2 separate regions of the Homo sapiens genome follow, and region 1 is linked to region 2. A link is a loop called in an ENCODE intact Hi-C map of the cell type or tissue named here. Cell type or tissue: HCT116. All regions are shown on one strand. Links, peaks and the distances in the headings refer to the core of each region. The heading gives the core; the rest is flanking DNA. Region 1 overlaps MTUS2 (microtubule associated scaffold protein 2). Region 2 overlaps FLT1 (fms related receptor tyrosine kinase 1).

Region 1 (9,296 bases), core at 670-8,669, 1.0 Mb after region 2:
AAAAGATGAGGCCACTTGCACGTTCACAAACCCATTACTCTGCATTGTCTCAGTACACCAGGTACTGAAGGGGCTACCATTTTCTGGTTTGTTTTATATGTTGCTCCCTGGTATCTCGGAGAGGAAAACAGAAGAGGAAGAAAACATTTGAAATATTAGTGGATTTATGATTGTGCTGGTCAGTGTCTGTGTCATGTCCTCTAGGAGTGTAATCTACTAGAGTGAAGGAAAGAACGTGCCTTTGAGATGTAAGCCCATTGTCAATAGCAGGGGTTCTCCGACCGCCTGCACATCCCAGGTCTGTCTGTGCCTCCTACAGAGGGACCAGAGGAAGACGCCTGCCCATGCACGGGTCTTGGACTGTGGTGGAGTGCTTTCCTCTGTGCTATTTTGGGGGACCTTGCCTTTTCTTTTTTGAGCTTCAACCTAAAAATCACCTCTCCTTAATGCCCAAAACCCTGTCCTCAACCCCAGGCAGAGCTCCTTGCCCCGTCTTCTGTGGCCCCACAGCCCCTCACATTCACCTGGCAGGAGCCAAGTCACAGAGGGCTTTGCCGGCCATGGTAAGGTGTGTGGACTTCCTATTCATCGTGAGAGAAAGTGAGCAGAGGGGTTCACACAAGTGATGACGTGCCTCACGTGTGCAAAGGTCATTCTGGCTGTGGCGTAGTGAAGGAAGAGAGGAAGCAGGGCTTCCCATCAGAGAGTGAGAGGGGATGGCGGCTCAGACTACACCTTTAGCCATGGAGGAGGCGTCAAGTCACATTGGAGGGATGTGTTGCAGGAGACCTCACAATACATTGGTGCTATAGGAATTTAAAGTCAGGAGTTGCTAGAGCAGCGGTAGCCAGGGCTGTGACTTGGACGTGACATTGAAGAAAAGGGTCACTAGAGCAGCCTCTACGGCGAAGAAAGGGGCATCGAGGTGTTATTCTCTGGTGCCCAATTAAAAGGTTGCTAGACGATTATAAGTCTGACTTCTATCTGGATTGATTGATTAATTTCCCATTAGACATTGTCAAAGAGTAATCTCCTTTAAGAAAAAAAAAAAAAAAGCTTCTCTCTCTCCAAGCAAGCCTAGAAGAAGTGTCGGAAGCTGGAAGGAATTTGGCAATTTTGTCTGTTATCCTTTTTCCAAGCACGAAACCTTGCACTTAACAACCACATTAATGGAACAATAATTTTAGTCCCTGACTGTTTTTTCTTTTCAATCCTTAAAAATGACAAACCGTGGGCAATTTCTTCTCTACCACTTGAAGAACTCCTTGTGTAATAAGAAGCCGTTGTCACATGTGTACTGAGTGTTTTTTCACAGGTGACCGGGGTTTGGTTTTCTTTCTCACAGGATACCCAAAGCAGAGGACTGCGGCAGCTCGAAATGGGTTTCCGCCCAAGCCGGACCCGCAGGCCCGTGAGGCTGAGCGGCAGCTGGTGCTGCGGCTGAAGGAGCGGTGTGAGCAGCAGACCAGACAGCTGGGCGTTGCGCAAGGGGAGCTGAAGAGGGCCATCTGCGGCTTTGATGCCCTCGCCGTGGCCACGCAGCATTTCTTTAGAAAGGTGAGGCCCCATTTCGTGAAGGTCCAAGGGCATTTTGGTTGGAGGAGAGTGTGGTGATGGTGACGGTTGTTTGTGTATGTTGCTGTTTTGGGTTTGAGTTTTGATCAGAGTGGAGTTTGGATTTTCAGGAGTTCAGGCAGAATCTCCTGAGGCATCCCATCATCTTTGGGGAGCCACGTTTATCCTTAGGTGTGAAAGAAATACGTCTGGGAAGGATCATTAATAATCTTCATTCCAAAATACGAAATTATGTAAAAAATGAAAGGAAAGGATATACAGGAACATTTTTGAAGGTGGGATCTTTGCAGGAAATGGAGCGTGTGGTAGTTTGCATTTTCGAGGGGAGATGGTCACTTTCCGACATTACTGCTCACATCACAACAAAGGGAGACAGGGCCCCAGTACCGTTCACGTCGGCTGTTGATGGGCAATGGAATGTGCTTGGCCTGGGACTCTTCTCAAGGCCATGCTCACAGTTCCCAGAGCAGCATGGGGTGAGGTTCGGATTCTCCTTGTGCCCTCAATTTTTCTGAAAATGCAGGGAGGTTGGTTTCTCCTCTGCAAATGTCTGGATCTGTGTGTGTATACTGAATCTGTTATTAACCATGGAGCAGATAAGCATCCCAGCCTTTCCCCAGGGAACAGAGGTGGGAGCCTAGTGTCCCACTGCATTTGTTCTCCACCTTGAAGTCACCAAGGTGTGCTTGGGGGAGAAAAAGCATAAACATAAGTGCACATTTTTGAGATGCACATATGGACCTCCTGGTATCTATACATGGGAGGAAGTAAAAGTGCTGTATAAATGCTCTCCAAATAAGAAAGTGAATTAACGAAATATCTGGTCAATTTGAAAAGAAAAGCAGAAGAATGTGAAGTGGCTCCATGTCCCCTGGCAGCTCCTTTTTGGCCTTTTATGACATCCTTCACCTTCCCCTCTACTCCAGTATAGAAGCCTGAGCTGCTCTTTTTTGTTGTTATTATTTTTGTTTGTTTAAAGCTTTCAACAGAAAGAGCCATTTATCAATCTGTTGTGGTATTAAATGACAAGATGAGTAGACAGCCCTGAAATTTCCATTTTACCAATAGTTTCAGCCTCCTCCCCAACCAGAATTTTAACCCCAGCAGAAAATGGCCAATGTGAATTTCATACCTTCCTTTCTGGTCTAGTCACGATGCATGACGTGATCTGGTAAGCTTGCATAAAGTAGCCGAACACCCCCCCCCCCCCGTAAGAATTAAAGTTACAAACACGTCTTCAAGGAGCCCAAGAGGCCTGACTGGCCATGGTCAAGATGAGCATTTTTGTAATTAGGGAAGGTGATTCGTCGTATTTCCCACTGACTGTCAAGTTGTACCTAAAGAGGAAAACAGGGCTGTTCCTTGAAGTTCAGTGACCCTGTTTTAGTCACACTGCCTGCTCTGGGACTCTGCCTTCCAGACATCATCCAAAGAGTCAGAACAAGCCCTTGATAAAGGTTTCATATGATGGACAAAGCAATAGATATTGATATAATATATTGATAATATGTTCCGTGTTTTAGAAGTTGGAACTTTTAGGCCCCACTTTTGGGATCATGGCAGGGGAGAGAGTAACTGCCAAAATTAGGGGTCAGTTCCCTGTAGTTATGCACTTCCATGTTCCAGGAAAATTCCTTGTTGGCCTGCAGACCAGGAGTTTTACTTCTCTGTAGCATGCATGTGGCTCTCAAACCAGAGACCAACAGCGGCTGGCAGGTGATTTGCAGGCATCTCCACTGGACCTCTCTGCTACTACAGCTACACTTGGCATGACATTTCAGCAAGATGGATGGTGGACATGAATTTCATTTTCTTTTCAGTAAATCACAACCAGTAACTCCAAATGGGCTTCAAAAATGACCGTGGCATTTCACCTCCCACACAATGTATTTTTTTCTCTGTCTTTCTGATCTCTACGCTATCTTTCTCTCCAGATAAATGCCAGAAGAAAAAACAGAAGATAAAATGTTTTTTTTTTAAAAAGTTAAAGTCCTAATTGAACATAATCAGTGGCTTTTATGCAGGCCGTCATGCATGCCATGTAGTTTAAGGTGATGGATTTGAGAATTTGCTAGTAATACTGAATTAGACCAGGAGGTGTGACATGGGGTGGAGAACCTGGGAAAATAGAGGCAAAGCAGCCCTGAAACCTTCAACAATGGAGCCCTTTGAAGTTACCAGGTCAGGAGAACCCAAGGTACCCCATGTCACCCTTGTGAGAAACCCATGCATTATTATTGTGAATGAGATCTTGTCTGAGCCAAGCATGCCAGCTTTGAGGAAGCATGACCTGTATAGCCTGAAAATGCATGATCTCTTTGTTCTACCAGTTAGAAGGCCCTGCCAGAATTCCATCCTGTAAGGAATGCACGTGTATCTTTTGTACACTGTAGCATATTTATCTGCACAGCATGCTCTGGTGGAGAGAGGACGCAGTGCTAACCCAGAGTCAGTTCCATCTCTGCCCCTATCCAGTGGTGAGACCTTGAGCAAGTTCCTGCCTCTGTGCACTTCGTCATCATCACTGTAGGAATAACATCCCTGTCCTTGTTCTCTTTCCCCCTGGCTGAGTCATTAACTTTGAATCTCAGTTTTCTCCATTTAAAATAGAATTCATAATAACTCTTCACAAAGTCATTGTGAGAATGTAGTGAATTAATGTGCAAAGATGCTTTATAGAGATGGGTCTCACTATGTTTTCTAGGCTGGTCTCAAACTCCTGGCCTCAAGTGATCCTCCTGCCTCAGCCTCCTAAAGCACTGTGATTACAGGCATGAGCCACCATGCCCAGCTGGCAAAGGCACTTTTTTAACAAATATTCAATCAAACATTCTTTTCTGAGTACAAAGAAATCTGTCAGGATCTACCTCAAGGATTTTACTCTCAAGTGGGAGAAGGTGAAAACACAGTCAAAGCCCTTGAAGAGCTTGGCCTGGAATGTACTTTAAAAATAATTTAAGAAAATAATTTTCAGTGGCCAGGCTCGAGCAGCCTGGCCAACATGGTGAAACCCCATCTCTACCAAAAATAAAAAAAATTAAAAAAATTAGCCGAGTGTGGTGGCACGTGCCTGTGATCCCAACTACTTGGGAGGCTGAGGCAGGAGTATTGCTTGAACCCAGGAGACGGAGGTTGCAGTGAACCGAGATTGCTCCACTGCACTCCAGCCTTGGTGACAGAGGGAGACTCCATCTCAAAATACATTTTTTAAAATGAAAATGAAAATAATTTTCTAGTATAGCTCTTCAGTTGCTGCTATATATTTTTACCTGAATATGCTGATGCCATTAATTTAAATATGTGTTGGAAGTAAGCCTCACCACTAGAGAAAAAGAATTAGAAGCCCAGATAAGAATCTCCCTTTTCTGCCCCATGCTTTATAGCTCCTGGCAGAGTAGCTGTGAAAGTTGTCAGCTCTAACACAGCCTCAGCCCAGCGTCCAGGGATTCTAAGATGCCACACTTAGGTGCCAACAGCAGCCTCACACTTGTGCTGGTTGCAGGCAGCTCTGCCCCTGCAGCAAGGTATGTTCCTCACCACGGGCCAAACAGATCTGCTGTATCCATGCTCCCAGACCCCCAAGTGGTGTAGTAATGAGTGTGACTCTCAGGGACGGACTCGCGCTCCTTAGGGTCAGGTTGAATGGTGTGATGGTGCTTTTGCTGTGTGGTTCCCCGTAATGCTACTCTTTAGCATCCCCTGGTGGCTCTCCCATGAAACAGTCCACAGGATGGTCCTCACCCTGCAGCATGGAGTTTTATACACATTACCTGAGGGTACATGGATTTTCATGTTACTTTTAATAAGATTTATTATACTTATTCAGTATTTTTCATATCTATTCTTGTCTTCTTTGTTAACTTTATGAATGTGATTGTAGATGATGGTTTTGAATTTTTTTACATGTTATTAAATAGTTTAGGCATAAAAGACCTCAAAATGAATATGTCAAGCATTTTTGGACTTTCTAAACTTACTAAAAAATTAATAATTCACCAACCTCCTTCTTCTCAGAGTGTGTATATATTTTAAGGCTTTTATTATTTTACCTTTTATCACAAAAAAAATTTAATATAGAATAGTGGAAAGAATAAAACCCAGATACCCCATAATCCATATTTAACATTTATTAACATTCTGCCATATTTGCTTTATCTGTGTCTTGTTGTTGTTAGTTAGGGGTATGTATATTTTTTATATATTTTGTATATTTGAACTTCAACCTTTCACCTTCAGTTCACATATATTAGTAGACAATCTTTAGCAACTCTGTCTCTACCATATGGGGTGGGTAGGTAGGGAGGATTCAAAAAAGTAAGAGGCAGAACTTTAACAATAGAGCTCTTATTTATTGACCATCTACTATGTCCTGGGCACTTAACAGGCATTATTTTAACCCTCACAACAACCATAGCTGTTGTAGATATCATCCTCATGTGATGCCTGGGGAAACTGAGGTTTGGGGAGATTGCATAGTCCTCTGAAGACAACATAATTAGAAAGTGATGGAGCCAAGATACAAATACAGGCCAGGCCACACCCAACACTCATGTTTTTCCACTATATTATGATGCTACTTCTCCCTCTCTTCACAATCATCAAGGTGCTTTTTATGTATTAAGGGGGGAAACGCACAATTGCAAAACAGGTGAAACAATAATCTAAAAGTTAAACACACAGAAAATGACCTAATGGTTTAAGCTGTTGCCATAAAAAAAATACTATGTGCTCAAGTGGAAGCCTCATCCTTGATAATGGGAAGGAGTCTTGGAAGAGCAGGATGGAGAGAGGAGCAGAATGTGGGGTGAGCAAAGAGGAAGGAAGAGCGTATTGGGACGAGAACACCCGATGCCTGCTGTCTGCAGAGTGCCCCCGCTCCCTGCATATCTTTAAGCCCTTGGTAAATTAGTTAATGACTTCTGAATAGAGATTTAGGCCCTGGGGAACTGTTTTTAAAAGTGCAGTGATTGCTCTAGCATGGATTGCAAACTCCTCATAGTGAAGCTGGCCCCAGCTCACCTTGAGTGCTCCATAACACCTGGTTGATTCATGGGTCAGGACAGGGTGTCTGTTAAAGGGCAGGAGAGAAGAGACAGCAGTAGAACCCCTTTGGAAAATAAAGGCTTGCTAGCTTTATCTGTTTAATGCATTCAGATTTTAAATTCAGGGATTCATCAGAATGAATGTTGCCCTTGAGCTAAAGCAGTAGAGAAGCTATTACGTCCACCAGCCAAAGGACTTCACATTTCAGAGATTTTCCCACTGAGTGGAGCTCTCAGAGCAGTAATTATACCTTATCAGAATTGAAAACATCAAGCTCTTTGTTGCTTCCTAAATCCAAAACATGGTCATTTAAACATAGTGTTTTGTGCCTCTCCCACTTATAAACGATGCTCTGCGATTATCTTCTCTTCCCTTAATTTTATCTTGAATAACCAAAGGCTTAAAGAAAATGTGAGCACTTAAGGTGGCATTTCTGACAGCTATTCAGCACATAACACAGTAGAGAGTGCTAGTGAAGTGGTAAATTCAAGGTAAATTAATGGTTCCTATGGTTGTTGTTCTGAAAGAATATTATGTGTCACAAAAATAAGTGCCCCCACAGTGCTTTGATAAAAGAACCATGAGCGTCTGTATGCTTTTACTCATAGGACTTCAGCTAAAGGAAGTTTTTAGCACAACCCCCAAACATCAAAATATTCCCAATATCAAGGGACAGAATCCTCCAGATATGCCAAGCAGCTCTTTGAAGTAATAAGAACCCTTGGCCTGTGGTGTCAGTTGTGCAAAACATCATGGTCAGTGGAAAATGAAACTCAGAATAGCGAAGTCTTCTCAACATTCATGGAAGATCCTTGATACTGAAGCCTGATAAAACCCACCTCTATTGATGATAATATACATTTCACAATAAGGTGCAATAAGATGAGAACAGATACCTGACCAAGGTGAAAACTAATTGCCCCATTCAGCTCATCTCACTTATGCTTTGTCATCAATACGTTTTTTTGTTTGGGTTTGTGTGTGTGTGTGTGTGTAATTAAATGTCACTTTTTTGAAGGCAGATAGGTGCCATGGGAGAAGAAAGGTGAATTTCAGCTGCTGCTTTGCAGAAGAGGCCTGAGGTTTTCCCCAGATCCTGGTGGGCAGTTGGTTAAACCTGGTCTGTAGTAAAAGTGCGTGCCTTTAAGATATTCTGGGATACAGAATTCAGCATAGCCTTCCTGTAGCCAGAGAGGCCACAGAGCAGATGAGGTATGGAATGTCACCTGGCCATCCCACTCAACCTTTCTAGACCCATGGCCTCTGGCAGATACCAATTCTTCACTTAAATGTCACTGGCGACTTATTTGAAAATAAATGCTGTAAACTCCCCTCCAACTAAACACAAGTCAAAGGAAAGACAATATTCAAAAATCATGACTCTCTAACAAGAGGAGATATGGTTTTCTCAGCCCCAGAACCTCTTCCCTGCGAGAGATGAGTTTATTCACTTTCCTAGACCTCAGTTTTTCTATAAAATGGAGTTACTAAGGGTCCAGTTTCAAGGACAAGACTATAATGAAGGGGCTGTCAGGCCCAGGCTCTGTGATTTAATTCAGTGCCTCTGACTCTGTGGGTTGTTCTATTAGTCCGTTTTCATACTGCTGACAAAGACATACTTGAGACTGGGCAATTTACAAAAGAAAGAGGTTTAATGAACTCACAGTTCCACGTGGCTGGGAAGGCCTCACAATCATGGCAGAAGGTGAAAGGCACATCTCACATGGCGGCAGAGAAGAGAAGAGAACTTGTGCAGGGAAACTCCCCTTTATAAAACCATCAGATCTTGTGAGACTTACTATCACAAGAATGGCATGGGAAAGACCCACCCCCATGATTCAGTTACCTCCCACCAGGTCCCTCCCATAACATGTGGGAATTGTGGAAGCTACAATTCAAGATGAGATTTGGGTGGGGACACAGCCAAACCATATCAAGCGTTATCATTTAAATACCAGAAAATCATCGCCCGCTAGCTCAGTTGGTAGAGCATGACACTTAAGCACCAGAAAGTGCTCTGCCCTTCCTCAGGGGGTAGAGTATGCCTATTGATCCCTGCGGCCCACTCTAAGCATACCTGGTATGGGACCATCACGGTTTTGAAAATATAAGTTAGATTATTCTCTTTGGGAAAAATCATTTAAATAACAAACCTTTGTGGAGCATCTGAATCATGAGTCTGTTTCTAGCATATTATTCCTTGGGGACACCACCAAGTGCAAAGAGAGACAGGGAGAGAGATAGCCCTCCAGTAGTTGCCTGTCAAGGCTGAGCCCTCTCCTTGGTTCCTTTGGCGTCTGGTTTCTAGCAGGAGTTAAGAGACCTGGTGGCTCTTGGAGTACCTTCTTATGTGGGCCTAAAACCAGCACCTCATCTCCTGTAGCAGTTTGTGATGTGAGCCTCCCTCCCTGTGTCTGCATCCCTCTGCCTCCTCCTTAATACACACACACTCTGAATCATCTCCAATTCCAAAGATAGGGAATGGTCCATCCTAATCATTCTGTCTATGGTCCATCCGCTTGGTAAATGGATGACTTGAAAACCACATCTCGGCCCCTGAGTTCCAGTTCTGGGAAGAGATGCTCACTGAAATCATGGACAACAGAGTGGACTGTGAAGCCTGTCAAGCAGGCAGGGTACCTGGGGTAGGGGCGCCTTGAGAGAGGAACGTGGCTTGT
Region 2 (9,296 bases), core at 687-8,686:
CACTGAATAGGGAGAGTGTGCAAAAGCATCAGAAAGAAGAGAAGAAGGAAAGAAGTCAGTGTTGAAAGAGAATATACAGTTAGTTTTCAAACATGTAGACAAATCTTCCTCTCTTTCAGATAGCAGGAATCCCAGTGAGTTAGGCCTCACCACTTTAGATGATGGGGATTGATGGGAGGTATGGGATAAAGGAGAGACAAGGAGAAAGGAAGTGGGAGGGGCAGGGAGGCTGACTCAGATACAGACGAACAGAAAGGAGGGGAGGACTAACATGAAGGTTGGTGCCATCTCTCCAGACCAGGGCCCCAAGGAAAGTCTGTTTTCCTTTATTTTTATTTTTTTATTTTTACAAAGGATCAATGTGAAGTCATATGTTTTCCTTCTATACAACAGATTCTGGTGCAGTGGCTCTCGAAGTATGGTCCTGGGACATGCTGTGTCAGCACCTTCTAGAACAAACATGTCCAATTCCTGGCCCGCGGGCCACATGTGGCCCAGGACAGCTTTGAATGCAGCCCGACACAAATTCGTAAACTTTCTTAAAACATGATGAGATTTGTTTGCATTTTTTTTTTTTTTTAGCTCATCAGCTATTGTTAGTGTTAGTGTATTTTATGTGTGGCCCAAGATAATTCTTCTTCTTCCAATGTGGCCCAGGAAAGCCAAAAGATTGGACACCCCTGGTCTAGAAACTGGTTAGAAATGCAAATTCTCAGGCTCCACCCAAGAGTTACTGACTCAGAAACTCTGGGGGGTGGAAGGCTTGTTAGGCCAGCACACTGTAGCGTAACAAGCCTTCTAGGTGATATGTATGTTCAATTAAGCTGGGAACCACTACTGTAACTCATTGGCGCCCAGACATAAGCTTAACCCTCAGGGTATATAGGCTGAGGGTTAAGGAGAAGGGAGGACATGGGAGGTCATCCACAAAAGTGAAAAATAACACTATGTCTAAAAACAAGCAGGGAAGAGAAGCCAGTACGAGCCAGCGGGGAGATGCTAGGCATGGAAGGCCATGGGAGGTAAACAGTCTCCTCCATAGTCAGCTACTGCTGACGGTCTTCCCCGCCCTTTCCTGAGACAGATACACCTGCTGAATCAATCATCTGGGTTTATTTGAGGGAAAGAGTCCAGGCTGTTCTTTTCAGTGGTACAAGGAATTCCCTCAGGATTCAAAGGAAGGTAATGCTAAGGTCTCACCCAGGCCCCACCAAACACTTCTCAGGTTAGCAAGTCTCACGCAGCGCTGCCCAAAGGACAGGTGGGAGGCCAGGCATTAGGGAAGAGCAGAAGCAGGAGACAGTGGCCTTTCTGAGCCTTACACAAGGGCTCTCTGGGATGCCGCTCATCTGGACTGTTTGTCTTCACAGAAAGCCAATGATGGTTTTCAGGGACTACAGCTGAGGAAGTGTAAATATTTACCAAGTCTGTGGTTTAAAAGTGATAGGACACACATGAGTCAAATAAACATCAAACTGACTTACATCTCCTTTTCTCACATAATCGGGGTTCTTATAAATATCCCGGGCAAGGCCAAAATCACAAATCTTCACCACGTTGTTCTCAGATAAAAGAATGTTTCTCGCTGCCAGGTCCCGATGAATGCACTATAATAAAACAGTTGCATAATCAATGCATTTCCTTAACCTAACCAACTAATTTCCTACACCTGTCAGTGTCATTATCTTAATTTGGGAATCCATTTCACATGCTGTGAAGGGAGCACCTCTCGGTGCACACAGAGTTACCATAAACATGAAGAGCCTCTCTACAAATACAGGTCCCCAAGCCCTCAAAGTCAAGAAATGGTCTGAATCCACTGGGCTACTATTTGATCAGCGAAGCTGGTTATCTAAGATTTACCAGTGGGCAAACTTTCCCCACAGTCTTTTATCCTGAGCTGCCAAGATGAGATCTTTCTCCAGCTGCAGTTTTGTGGGAGGGCCCTATATGGCTATATTAATAGTAGCTCTCCTATGAAGTCATGTCTTCTGAGATTTGGGCCAGATTTGAAAATATGCCAGAGGATACTGTGGAGAGCCGATGCCAGGTTTGTCTAGTCTGAAACCTGTGAGTTTTCCCCAGAATTAAGTTCTATCCACTGGTATCCATGACTCCTCATTCTCAAAACTCCTCATATCAAGGCAAATTAAGGCACTTGCAGTGGTGTTTGTTCTACATTTAAGAACATAGGTATCAGCAAATACTAGGAAAAATGAATTTATAGCAAAGGTGTGTGTCCAGCCCTGGCAGAGAAGAAAAACAGTAAACAGCAAGACTGACCTTTCTGGAAGACAGGAACTCCATGCCTCTGGCCACTTGAAAACTGTAAGAAATCAGATCTTCCATAGTGATGGGCTCCTTGTAGAAACCGTCAGAATCTGGAAAGCATTAGAACCGTAACTGTTTGTAATGGCTCTTGTTATCCCACCAAATCCCAGTTTATTGGAACAATGTTAGCAAAACATAAAACAAACCAACAAGTAGATCAGAGTTCATTTTTAAGAGTATTTGAGTTTCAACATGAACACCAGAGATTTTTCCAGGCCTCCAGCCCACTTTATCCAAGCATGGGGGCAGGGGGATGATCCATTAAGATGAAAATCCCTGAGGGGAGAAAACGGTACAGTTCCCTGTCAAAATTAGTAACTCTGTAAATTATCTTAATTCAAATCTTATCTCCTCAGGACATTACCATTCGAGTCTCCCACGGATGTTTATTAGAGTGATAAATAAGAAAAAAATTTCAGAGATGCATAGTATGTTGTAAAAATATCTCAGCGCGTAGGACAGGAAGGAATTAATACCTACCCTCCTCTTCCTCAACATCACTCAGACTTTTATCTTCCTGAAAGCCGGAGCTCGCAAAGCTTTCGCTGCTGGTGACGCTATCTAGTCTTGGTTTCTTGCCTTGTTCCAGGCCTGGCTCCATTTTTTCTTTCTTAGGCTCCATGTGTAGTGCTGCATCCTTTGAAGAGACCGAAAAGGACCCAGGTGAAAAGGAGCTCCAGCACAGCAGTGGGAAACCAGTCCCTCAACTGGCAATCGCCTGATGAGAAATGAGAGCGTTTCACTTCTCAAAATGGATCGTGAACTAGCACAGGGGCCCTACGGTGTCCAGGAGCCTGACTACCTCTGGAGTTGCAGAGTCTATTGTGCTCTTGCCTGGGCTTCTAGACAGCATCTTAGATCAGATAAAAAAAAAAAATTAAGAGTGGTGGGTATTTACTGAATGCTTACTCTGTGTGAGCTGGTATATTAAAAGCTTTAGGTACATTTCTTGTTTAGTGTTTCCAACAATTTTACGAAGTAGTTCTTATTTATACATGGAGAAACAGGTTCAGAGAAGTAAAGTAATCAAATTCACATGCAGCTAATAAATAGCAAAGCTGGCCGGGCACAGTGGCTCACGCCTGTAATCCCAGCACTTTGGGAGGCCGAGCCAGGTGAATCACGTGAGGTCGGGAGTTTGAGATCAGCCTGACCAATATGGAGAAACCCCGTCTCTACTGAAAATACAAAATTAGCCGGGCATGGTGGTGCATGCCTGTAATCCCAGCTACTCAGGAGGCTGAGGCAGGAGAATTGCTTGAACCCAGGAGGTGGAGGTTGCAGTGAGCCGAGATCACGCCATTGCACTCTAGCCTGGCCAACGAGAGCAAAACTCCATCTCAAAAAAAAAAAAAAAAGCAAAGCTTGAACCCAGGATTGGTCGATGCCCACATCTGTGCCCTTAACCACTTTTCCATGCCACACGCCATCTTGTGAAGGATGACATCACTGAGAGGAAAGGATCCTCAGTGTGCTTGGTGCTTCACTCTGTAATCCCTAGGAGGAGTTATAAGAGAAGGCTATAGTTACCAATTTCTCAGGTTTCTTTGGGGAAGGAGGGAACATGGACATTGCTTTTTTTCTCTTCCATTTAAACAAAGATACAGTTTGATCCTAACAAGGGTAGCAATGGCCTTTCACCCTGGACTGCACATCCAAGCCCTGGTTCATTTGGCTCTTCCATTAATCATGCGATCTTGGGCAAGTCACCTTACTTTTCTGAGTTTAATTATCCTCTTCTGAAAAGCTCTATTATACTATTATTTTATGATTCATAGGAAAGGAGTTGTCAGTTCTGGGTGTTCATGGGAAACCAGAAAAGATTTTTATTGCCTTTTGTAATTCATCTAGTAACTATGACACTCTAAAACCTAGCACTTTCAGTGGCTTTATAACAAGACCATGTTTGTAGCCTAGATTCTGCTAGACAGCAATACTGAGGCAGAAGCAGAGAGGGACTGGAGTTCAGTGGTGTCCCTTGATCCATTTGCATGGTGTGGCAGTTCTAGGATTAACCCGCGTACCCCATCCTTCCTGGGCTTTTCTAGAAATGTCACAAAGCAAGAGTGATCCCTCCACTAGAGGGCACAGTGGGAGCAAGCAGAGCACTGGGAGAAAGCTTCAGGAGGGACAGCCCTAACCTAGTCTAAAAGCCAAAAGGGCACCAAGGTTCCCAGCCCCTGAAAAGAGACCTTCCGGGGTTGCAGAGGGAGGCAGGCCTCAGAGTGAATACCCACTGCCATTGCAGGTAACCCACCTGAGGGCAGGTAAAGACTTTCACTATTTGTTATTGTGTTTCCACAATGCAGTTATATTGGATTCTGTTCAGTTGGGGACTGGAATTTTATTTTTCACAAGATCCTTTGTGGGACAGAAGGCATCAGAGAAAGCGCTGGCAATAGCATGGGGAGAAAAATGCTCCACAGGCTCACTCAGGGCTCTGCATGTGAAAACTCTCCCTGGACAGCCTTCTTCCCCACGGCACCCAAAAGTCACAGCCTAGGCATGTCTCCAAGGACCAAAACTCAGGCTCTCTCACTCCCTTCCTGACTCCCAATCAATTGTATATTCAGCTTTGCTTATCAGTACCACTTTTGTTAAATAAAGGTAATTTACTGAACTCTTGGGACTCTGGCAGAATATAGTGAATTTATTACAAACCATATTTAAGGATCCCAGTTAATTTATTTGGAAAATGAAGTATTCCATTTTCAATTTAGCCTTTTGGTTTTGCCTTTCCTTTACCTTTATCTTCCAAATATGAAAGACAGCCATGGATTTTCCACAAAAACACTAAGCTCCACCAAGTTGCACAGGGAGGCAAATCATTAAATATAGCCAGAGAAGGAAGCAAACTCTTCAAAACAAAGGACGCACAAACCCAAACGTTCCATCCTGCCCAGGTCCCTAGGGTATTCTGCTGGCTTAGCTCTTCCTGAAGCCAGTCCAAAATTTCAGTACTAAGGGGAATTTGTACTGCCCTCAGCCCAAGGCACCACTTTCCACTTTTTCTTATGCTTTTTTCACCTCATTTAGTGTGGTGCACAGAAAAGGCAGTGGAGGAGGAGTCAAGAGAGCTGAGTTCTTTCACCTTCTGACTTCACCTCATGGTAGGTGTGTGTCCTTAAGCGAATCACTTGACTTCTCTGAACGCATCTGCAGCCTGCGAGTGTGAACCAACTGATCACAAAGATCCCTTTCAGTTTCAAGATTCTAATTATTAGGCCGGGCACGGTGGCTCACACCTGTAATCCCAGCACTTTGTGAGGCCGAGGCAGGCGGATCACCTGAGGTCAGGAGTTTGACCAGCCTGGCCAACATGGTGAAACTCCGTCTCTACCAAAATATTCAAAAATTAGCTGGGCGTTGTGGCGGGCTCCTGTAATCCCAGCTACTTGGGAGGGTAGAGGCAGGAGGATCACTTGAACCCAGGAAACGGAGGTTGCAGTGAGCTGAGATCACACCACTGCACTCCAGCCTGACTGACAGAGAGAGAAACTCTGTCTCAAAAAAAAAAAAAAAAAAAAAAGGTTCTTATTATTAGAGGACCTGACTTAAACCTGGGGAAAATGATGTTCTTGCATATATTGCCGGTCCGGTAGAACATCTCTGTCTTTAATTAGATCAAAGTTTGAGGGATGAGAAAATTGGCCAGCTGTCCAGTGGTTCTTATTTGTGTGTGAAGATTCTTGCCCACATTATAAAGATGGGCATCATTCTTGGATTTCAGACATTTTATCCACCATGTAGATCAGTGGTACGAAGTTGGACTCACCCAATTTTTCTATCTTAGTAGGTCAATGATGTTGATGATGATGATGACAGTGGTGGTGACAGTGATGATTAACATTTATTGAATGTTTGACTGAGAGATTTTTATTCTCTCAACAATCCCATCAGCTGGATTCTATTATAAGCTTCATTTAATAAACGAGGGAACTGAAACAGACAGGTTGAGTAATTTGCATTCCCAGATTTCATGAGAAGTAGAGACAGGATTTGAATCCAGGAAGTCTGATTCCAGAGTCTCAATGTTTAACCACCACACTACATGGGTTCATCACCAGTGTTGCTGATTACTGGTTAATAATGTTGAATCACTGTCCCCTGGACTTCTTCAGCTCAGAGAAGGACACAGTATTGGTGCCATATGTCACACTGGCAAAGTTTTAGTAAATTATTTCTCCTCCATTCAATAATCTCTCTCTCTCTTTTTTTTTTTTTTTTTTTTTTTGAGACGGAGTCTCACTCTGTTGCCCAGGCTGGAGTGTAGTGGCTTGATCTCGGCTCACTGCAACCTCAGCCTCCCAGGCTCAAGCGATTCTCCTGCCTCAGCCTCCCTAGTAGCTGGGATTACAGGCGCGGGCCACCACGCCTGGCTAATTTTTGTATTTTTAGTAGAGACGGGTTTTCACCATGCTGGCCAGGCTGGTTTCGAACTCCTGACCTCACAAGATCCACCTGCCTCAGCCCCCAAAGTTCTGGGATTACAGGCGTAAGCCACCGTGCCTGGCCCAATAATCTCTTTTAAACCTTGTTTGCCCTTAGGTCTTGGGTCCACATGTTCCTTTTACTACACAGCTTTTATTTAATAAGGCTGGTTCAGAGTATATGTAGGGATGACATGGGTAGTGAGGGTGTCAGGAAGTAGGGGAAAGGGCAGTGGAAAAGAAAGATAATGATTTTTGGCCCTGGCCACATCATTGGTCTACTGCTGATTGTCAAGTCACTCAGTTGATTTAGCCTTAGTCAAAATCTAACCTAATAAATGGAGACAATTATATTAACTATTATCTTCCTTAAAGAAATAAGTGACTTGTGTATGTATGTTTGCGTGTATGTACACATGCACACATATATAGGGGGAGAAAGAGAGAAAGTTATTGTTAGATATTTAGATAAGTGGCTAGTAGATTTACTCTCCAATTATGGCTGCATACGCACACAGGGATCAAATGATTCTCTGTGCTATCCACACTAGAGTGTAACAGATTATCAGGGGAAAAAACATGAAAAAAGGAGAAGAAGCAGAGATTGAGTTTTAAGTTTAATCATTAACAACACAATACAGGTTTCTCTTGCTTTATGTTGTTACAGACTAAATGAAAACTCATTGCTATCTTTAAAAACCTCCAACTTTTGAAATCCTTACCTTGTTGAGAAAAAATAAGTCACGTTTGCTCTTGAGGTAGTTGGAGAGATTTCCATATTTGCAGTATTCAACAATCACCATCAGAGGCCCTGCAGCCAAAACAGCACATGCTCATGCTCAGCCACACCAAGCCAGTCAGCCATTTGCCAGCCTTCAGCCTGCCTGAGAAACCTCAAACCAACCAGCCTTTGTATTAGTGGGGCGAAGGGATGCGATTTAGGGATGAGAGGCCCATGAATACGGTGACTTTTTCAGTTTAACCTAAGAAGGGGTTTAAAGAATACAATTGAAATACAAAAAAAAAAAAAAAAAAAAGGAGGTGAGGGGCAGTGCAGAAGCATTAGAGAGAAAAGATTGGAAGAAGGACAGAAATACGTTTGAGGAGGGGAGAGGCAAAAGCCAGCCTCCCTGCCTCTTAACCAGACCCTTGCGAGTAGAGCGGCTTCTGGTTACTGTCACACCAGTCCTGGAACTATTAAGCAGCTCCTCCCTCCCTACCACGACAGAGACGGCTACCTGGCCGTCTCTCGCCAGCAGTGTCTGCGCGATTTGCCTTGGGGCTTGCCAGAGGATCTACAGTAGGAATCGGCAAACTCTTCTTGTAAAGGTCCAGCTAGTAAGCATTTTAGGCTTTGCAGATCAAGGAGCTACTACTCAATTCTGCCTTTGTAGCCTGGAAACAACCAAACAAGTATGACTGTGCTCCAAGAAAACTATGAACACAGAGATTGGAATTTCATACAATTTCATATCATGAAATATTATTTTTATTTTTTATTTTTTCCCCCAACTTTAAAAAGGTCAAACCATTTTAAGCTCACAGGCTGACCTTGGTTTGCCAACCCGACCCCGGTCTGAAGGAAGCAAGAGGGTTGGGAAGGAAGTCCAGCTGCACTCTGAAGGCCTCCTCTCTCCTGCCCTGCGTTTCCACTGCATGCCTGGGCTGGGCATGCAGCCCACAAAGCAAGGACCACTTCTGGGTCAAAGGGGAGTGACCCCGGAGCTGCTTCACCAGCCGCTGCCCAGGGCATGCCGGGAGCCCAGAAGCCACTAGTTCTTTTTTGTGCCTTGCAGAAGTTGGGCTGGTCCTGGTGGAGTGGTTTTCTCTTAGTACGAGGAACACGCTAGAAATCCTAACAGCATCTCATCTTCCCCCTAGGTTCCAGAACGGGAAGTTGCTTCCAGAGTTTTTTATGTCCCCTCTACGGCGGCAGATGCCGCAGAGTTCGGCTCCCGCATGGGGTCCAGCCACCGTCCTCAGAGGGGCTTCCATGCTGGCGCCCAGCTGCACGGAGCTGACGGCCGCACATGAGGGTAAGCTGTCTCATTATACCTGATCAGTTTTACAGATGCAAAGTTGAGGCAAACAGAATGAGGTTGCCACGACAGAGAACTTCATAAAACGTTATCCGGGGATGATGGAGAAGCAGGCGGGGCCGTGTCGAGGTCCCTCCGACTGTTTCTGGCCTCCCCAGCCTTTAGCTCCTCTCTAACCACCTCCGCCCCTAGCAGATTGTCTTCCCCAGCTACCCTTCATCTCTGCTACCTCTGTTGAGAGCTGGGGAAAACATTGGCTTGCACAGCTCTTTGCACCTTGCTGGCTCAAACAATGATCACACATCTACTCTGCCCTAACCCTGCCATACGGAAAGAAAGGTCTGCGACAACATGCTGGAGCTCTTAATCATAAAGCACAGCTCTGTCCCTACCCCCTTGGGTAAGGTCTATCTGCATGGTGGATCTGGAGGGAAGGGCCCCCACATCACCTCCTCCTGGGACCCTACCAGTAGTGATTCATTCATTCCTTTAGGTG

What was found. Peaks named below come from ENCODE experiments on the same cell type or tissue, not always from the same donor. Only the 100,000 strongest peaks of a DNase experiment are listed, where the experiment ranks them.
Region 1: a loop joins it to region 2, with 5 times the contacts of the local background. A loop is called at or near these places in 7 of 110 quality-filtered maps.

Annotation. Positions count from the first base shown.
Region 1 is chr13:29,357,917-29,367,212 of GRCh38, forward strand. It overlaps MTUS2 (microtubule associated scaffold protein 2), which reads left to right. Exons shown (of 16, transcript NM_001033602.4): 8 at 1,346-1,557. Among named protein-coding and RNA genes, the nearest start is that of MTUS2-AS2, 110 kb to the left of the region's middle. RefSeq lists an enhancer at 5,001-5,220 and a silencer at 5,036-5,330. In HCT116, for the core only: a CTCF peak has its summit at 5,280 (motif pointing left); DNase peaks (open chromatin) are centred at 5,025 and 5,285; H3K27me3 peaks cover 940 bases.
Region 2 is chr13:28,319,979-28,329,274 of GRCh38, forward strand. It overlaps FLT1 (fms related receptor tyrosine kinase 1), which reads right to left. Exons shown (of 30, transcript NM_002019.4): 20 at 7,484-7,572; 21 at 2,812-2,968; 22 at 2,284-2,381; 23 at 1,485-1,607. Among named protein-coding and RNA genes, the nearest start is that of FLT1, 170 kb to the right of the region's middle. RefSeq lists a silencer at 1,194-1,488 and enhancers at 2,251-3,450, 8,115-8,615. In HCT116, for the core only: a CTCF peak has its summit at 4,410 (motif pointing right); a DNase peak (open chromatin) is centred at 4,423.